2 separate regions of the Homo sapiens genome follow, and region 2 is linked to region 1. Evidence: read pairs that join two places in POLR2A ChIA-PET (ENCODE). Cell type or tissue: endothelial cell of umbilical vein. All regions are shown on one strand. Links, peaks and the distances in the headings refer to the core of each region. The heading gives the core; the rest is flanking DNA.

Evidence for each region. Peaks named below come from ENCODE experiments on the same cell type or tissue, not always from the same donor. Only the 100,000 strongest peaks of a DNase experiment are listed, where the experiment ranks them.
Region 2: POLR2A ChIA-PET joins it to region 1 with 6 read pairs; 2 of 35 experiments call an interaction of 5 or more read pairs at or near these places.

What each region holds. Positions count from the first base shown.
Region 1 is chr6:155,014,642-155,017,550 of GRCh38, forward strand. The region is part of intron 1 of TIAM2 (TIAM Rac1 associated GEF 2); the gene reads left to right. Among named protein-coding and RNA genes, the nearest start is that of TIAM2, 21 kb to the left of the region's middle. In endothelial cell of umbilical vein, for the core only: no CTCF peak of the experiment used is centred there; DNase peaks (open chromatin) are centred at 190 and 1,540; H3K27ac peaks cover 235 bases.
Region 2 is chr6:154,953,682-154,956,590 of GRCh38, forward strand. No RefSeq gene overlaps it. Among named protein-coding and RNA genes, the nearest start is that of TIAM2, 40 kb to the right of the region's middle. In endothelial cell of umbilical vein, for the core only: no CTCF peak of the experiment used is centred there; no DNase peak of the experiment used is centred there.

The DNA.
Region 1 (2,909 bases), core at 169-2,668:
GAGTATCTACGTACACTCAATTGTGAGTTCTTGTCATTTTATATTATGTGGTTCATTTACTTATTTAATTTTTCCTGCCAAATATTTTTCCTTTTTAAAAGTATGAGAGAGAAAGACATTTCCTTGGCAGAGATAGGGCCAGAGCAGCAGAGGGAATTGCAGTAAGCATCTGTTTACCTTTCTGATTCCTTCTTTGCAAATTCTTCTCCTATGAGAAAAGAATTTCCTTTAGGCTACAAGCAATGGGGCAGGCTCATGTTGAGTTTGGAGTATGAGTTGTCCGTCAGGAGGCTGGAGAGGCAGACTGGAACAAGAGCTGGTAAGGGCTTGAAAGTGTGGTTAGGATGTCTGGGTTTAACTTGGTCTGCAAGTGGGGAGGTGTTGGAGGGTTGGACTGGCAGAGTAGGGTGTGCATGCTGGAGCTGGGGGTTCCAGCTGGGCTACTGCAGGAGTCCTGGTGATCTGTGCAGAGAGTCCGCACAGGGGGGATAAGAAAGAGGAGAGAGAACCGTCCAGATGAGGCAGCTGGCTGGATATGGGGGCAAAGCATAGGGAGGGGTAAAAAATGACACTGGGCATTCAAGCCTGTGTACCTGTGGTAAGGATGATGCTACTCTACTAATGGAGTTGGGGGAAGATTACATTTGGGTCAAGTCAAGGAGAGTTTGGGTTTGATTCTTCTGATTTCTGAGGTGTCAGCAGGCTCTATGGGAAGTGCCTCGTGAGCAGTTAGAAATCTGGAGCTCAAGAGAGACAGGTCTGGGCTGGGTATGTAGATTCAGATTCATCTCTTAGAGGGGATGACTGAAACCATGAGAAATAATGAAATTGTCAAAGAAGGATGTGCAAAGAGAGGCAAAAAAGACAGGCAAGAGCCTTGTTTTCTGCTTAAATTTTGGAGGTGGAAGAAGAATAGGAGGCAGAGAAGGGGACTCAGAAAGAATTGTCGAAAAAGAGAATTATTAAATAAGTTTTGAGCAGGATGGGAGGTGAGGGAGAGTTTTTAAACTTTAGGCCGGGCGCGGTGGCTCATGCCTGTAATCCCAGCACTTTGGGAGGCCTAAGCAGATGGATCACTTGAGGTCAGGAGTTTGAGACCAGCCTGGCCAACATGGTGAAATCCTGTCTCTACTAAAAATACAAGAATTAGCTGGGCATGGTGGTGGGCACCTGTAGTTGCAGATACTTGGGAGGCTGAGGCAGGAGAATCTCTTGAACCCAGGAGGCGGGGGTTGCAGTGAGCCAAGATGGCACCACTACACTCTAGCCTGGGCCACAGAGCAAGACCCTGTTTCAAAAAACCAAAAAAAAAAAAAAAAAAAAAAAAAAAAACTCCAAACAAACCTTTATGTAATGTACATCAGACCATCAAGACTGGCAAAAATTTTAAAAGGCAACAATACTTGCTGGCAGGGGATCTTCAAGCGTTGCTGGTGGGAATAACCATTCTGGAAAGAGTTCTGGCAGAGTCTATTAAAATTTCAAACACACATAGCCTTTGACCCAGCAGTTCCTCCCCTGGGACTCTCTCCCATAGAAATAAAAGCAGCTGTATGTAATTTGTTTGCACAAGAATATTTATTGCAGCATTGTTTGTAGTGGCAAAGAATTAGAAACTAAGTGGATGCTTTCGACAGAGGAACAGTTGGATAAGATGTCACACGTCCATGCCTTGGATTTCTGCACTTGACCTGGAAGGATTCCCATGAGAAAAGAAAAGGCAAGAACCTTGTATACTATAATCCCATTTTTGTAGAACATAAAAGGATAAAAAAATTATTGTGTAGATGTTAATGGTGCTTGGGAGGAGAGAGATTGGTAGTATGGGAATACTATATTTAAATTTAAATGTAAATGGTATTTACATTTAAATGGTATTTACATTTAAATGGTAAATTTAAATTTAAATGGTATTTACATTTAAATTTAAATGGTATTTACATTTAAATGGTAAATTAAAAAAACCAGACTGCTCGACTGGGCTTGGTGGCTCATGCCTGTAATCCCAGAACTTTAGGAGGCCAAGGCGGGTGGATTGCTTGAGGTCAGGAGTTCAAGACCAGCCTGGCCAACATGGTGAAACCTGTCTCTACTAAAAATACAAAAAAATTAGCCAGGTGTGGTGATGTGTGCCTGTAATCCCAGCTACTCGGGAAGCTGAGGCAGGAGAATCGCTTGAACCTGGGAAGCGGAAGTTGCTGTGAGCCAAGATCATGCCACTGCACTCCAGCCTGGGTGATAGAGCGAGACTCCATCTCAAAATAAAAATCAATAAATAAAAATCAATAAATAAAATAACTTGGGAGGCAGGGATATCACCTGAGCATGAAGGGGCCTTGGAGTGGCTTCGGATACTTGAGTACATTCAAAAAGTTGATCTGATGTAGATGACAGAGAATTAATATGTCAGTAAACAGAGCAGGAACTCACAGGCAGGGCTGTGGGAAAGTTCGAGACTAGAATTCCTAGTTTTCCCTCCTTGCCCACCGCATTCGGTGATATTGAAAGGCAGTCTCCCGAGGAGTCTGGCTGGTCCAGGAGCAGGGATGGAATGATGGGACTTTGGCAGTTTACTTTCTATAGGCTAATAAGGCTTATCCAGGAAAACTGAGGGGCAAGGGGCTTCAGGTTGGTAATGACGTGATTGTGGAAATGAGTGGGGATAAATGGGTTGCAGCTGGTAGAGGGAGACACATTGTCTCAGAAGGACCCCTGTGAAAGGGGCTGGGGAGACCAGGGTAGATGACATGGGGTCTAGGGTCCCTGAGAGCTGAGAGCTTGGGTGGGGCAGCAGCTTCAGTGGTTGATATAAGTCCTTGCTTCCTGTCACTACTGCTTCTACAAGATCACCTACTCCATTTTGTCTTTTTTTTTTTTTTTTGAGATGGAGTCTCACTCTGTCGCCAGGC
Region 2 (2,909 bases), core at 160-2,659, 61 kb before region 1:
TATATTTTTGAAAAAGCTCTTTTAAAACATCTTGTTAGATGGGGCACCATGACTCATGCCTGTAATCGCAACACTTTGGGAGGCCAACGCCGGAGGGCTGCTTGAGCTCAGGAGTTCAAGACCAGCCTGGGCAACAAAGCAAGACCTTGTCTCTGCTAAAAATAAGAAAAATTAGCTGGGCGTGACGGTGCGTGCCTGTGGTCCCAGCTACTTGGAGGCTGAGGGTGGGAGGATCGCTTGAGCCCAGGAGATCGAGGTTGGAGTGAGCTATGATAGCGCCACTGCACTCCACAGTGGGCAACAGAGCAAGATTCTGTCTTAAAAAACAAACAGAAAAAAAACGCCACAAAAACACTTCTTGTTAGGATAGATGTGGTGGCTCCTGCCTATAATCACAGCACTTTGGGAGGCCAAGGTTAGAGGATCGTGTGAAGTCAAGAGTTTGAGACCAGTCTGGACAACACAGCAAAACCCCCAACTATACCAAAAACAAAAAACAACCCCAGAACCAAAACTTCTTGTTATTGGTAAAAGTACTGAATTTTTATATGAACATGAAAGTTAAATGCCTGACTGATATGAAAATGGTCTTGTCAAATGCATGAAAAAGGAGCGGTTGTCTTCAGGTGAGATGAGAGTCATAGTTTTGGAGTCTTTCTGTAACGTGCTCTCATTTTAAGAGTTCCACTCAGCTGCTTCCTGTACAACCCTCCACAGAGAAATTCCATATGAAACCTCTGTGAACCGAGGCTGCCGTGTGAATCTCTCCCATCAGGAGAACTCCACTTCTGTGCAGTTTTCCAGCCTGTGCCTGTGGTCTTGCATTCCTGAGACTTTGTTGTGGATAAGAAGAAAAATTCTGTGGCCTTGAAACTGTGTCTGGATGGTTCCTCCATCTATTAGTTTCTCATTACATTAGTGGCTGCCCCGGGATCCAAGATAAACCATTTTCCCATGCCTGGTGAGAGACTGTAGCACAGACGCTTGATGTTTTATTGCCATGTTATTAGAACCAGCCTCCTAATTTGCACTGGAAAATTTGAGAGGGTAAACATATGGGCATATGTCTTCATGTGTGCCAAACTCACACTGTGGGCGCGCATGCGGTACACACACACGTTCCTTTTGTTACCTCTTTGAACTCTGAATGAGATTTTGTGAGTGTGCACCTGGGGTAGACCCCTTAGTATTAGGTACAAACCCCACAGCAGCCCGCCTGGGTTTTCTCCCTCACCTGAGCATCTGAGCCCAGGGAGAATAAGCAGGTAAGTGCCAGCCCCTTCCTGCCGAGGCGTGCAAACTCGCCTGCAACCCCTACTCCATAGCCACACACGCACTCACAGACTTAAGGGTTTGCAGAGCACATTGAGGCTTCCCTCAAAGCGCATTGAGCATCCGCATGGAGAGATCAAGGATGGGAAGGGTGCTGGGAGCAGTCGCTCATGCCTGTTATCCCAGCACTTTGGGAGGTTGAGGTGGGAAGATCACTTGAGCCCAGGAATTAAAGACCAGCCTGGGCAGCATGACAAAACCCATCTATACAAAAAATACAAAAATTAGTCGGGTGTGGCAGTGCATGCCTGTAGTCCTAGCTACTTGGGAGGTTGAGATGGGAGGATCAGTTGAGCCTGGGGAGGTTGAGGCAGCAGTGAGCCATGGTTACACCACTGCACTCCAGCCTGGATGGGTGACAGAGCAAGAACTGGTCTCAAAAAAAAAAAAAAAAAAAAAAGGGAAAGAGCTGCCTTGAGTAATTCCCAAACGGCATTCTCTCCTTCGTTTTTTTAATGTTTTGTTTTGTTTTTAAATGGAGTTTCGCTCTTGTCACCCAGGCTGGAGTGCAATGGTGTGATCTTGGCTCACTGCAACCTCTGCCTCCCAGGTTCAAGTGATTCTCCTGCCTGAGCCTCCCGGGTAGCTGGGATTACAGACATGCACCACCATGCCCAGCTAATACTGTATTTTTAGTGGAGGCGGGGTTTCTCCAGGTTGGTCAGGCTGGTTTCAAACTCCCAACCTCAGGTGATCCGCCTGCATTGGCCTCCCAAAGTGCTGGGATTACAGGTGTGAGCTGCCGTGCCTGGCCTCTCTCCTTCGTCTTTGCACTTTACTCTCCCTCTTCTCCCTTTGACAAGACATATTTCCATGAAGCCCTATTTCTTATGGCTCCTTTCTTCTTTTGTTGTTGTTGAGACAGGGTCTCGCTCTGTCACCCAAGCTGGAGTGCAGTCGTGAGATCTTGGCTCACTGCAGCCTCAGCTTCCCAAGTGGCTGAGACTACAGACATGAGCCACCATGCCTGGATAATTTTTTATTTTTTTTTAGAGATGGAGTCTTGCTATGTTGCCCAGGCTGGTCTTGAACTCTTGGGCTGAAGTTATCCTCCTGCCTCAGCCTCCCAAAGTATTGGGATTATAGGCATGGGCCACCATGCCCAGCTCTCCTATCTTTCTTTGTCATCACCTTTTCTCCCCGGCAGAGCTCCAGCCTCAGGTATCCCTCTTGTGGATGCTCCTGTTTTTCCATGGGTCCATGTTGTGATTATGCTGAGCCAACCACACTATGTCTCCCTCCTCATAACCCAAGGCACAGGCAAGTCTGTAGGACCATCTGGCAGGAGAGAGCCAAGGCCTGGACAAGCAGCCAGCCGTGGGCCCCATCTTGGCTCACTGCAACCTCCCACCTCCTGAGTACAAGTGATTCTCCTGCCTCAGCTTCCCGAGTAGCTGGGACTATAGGCTCTTGCTACCATGCCTGGCTAATTTTTGTATTTTTAGTAGAGATGGGGTTTCGCCATGTTGGCCAGTCTCGTCTTGAACTCCTGACCTCAGGTGATCCACCGGCCTCGGCCTCCCAAAGTACTGGGATTACAGGCCTGAGCCACAACACTCGGCCCCATCATTACTTTA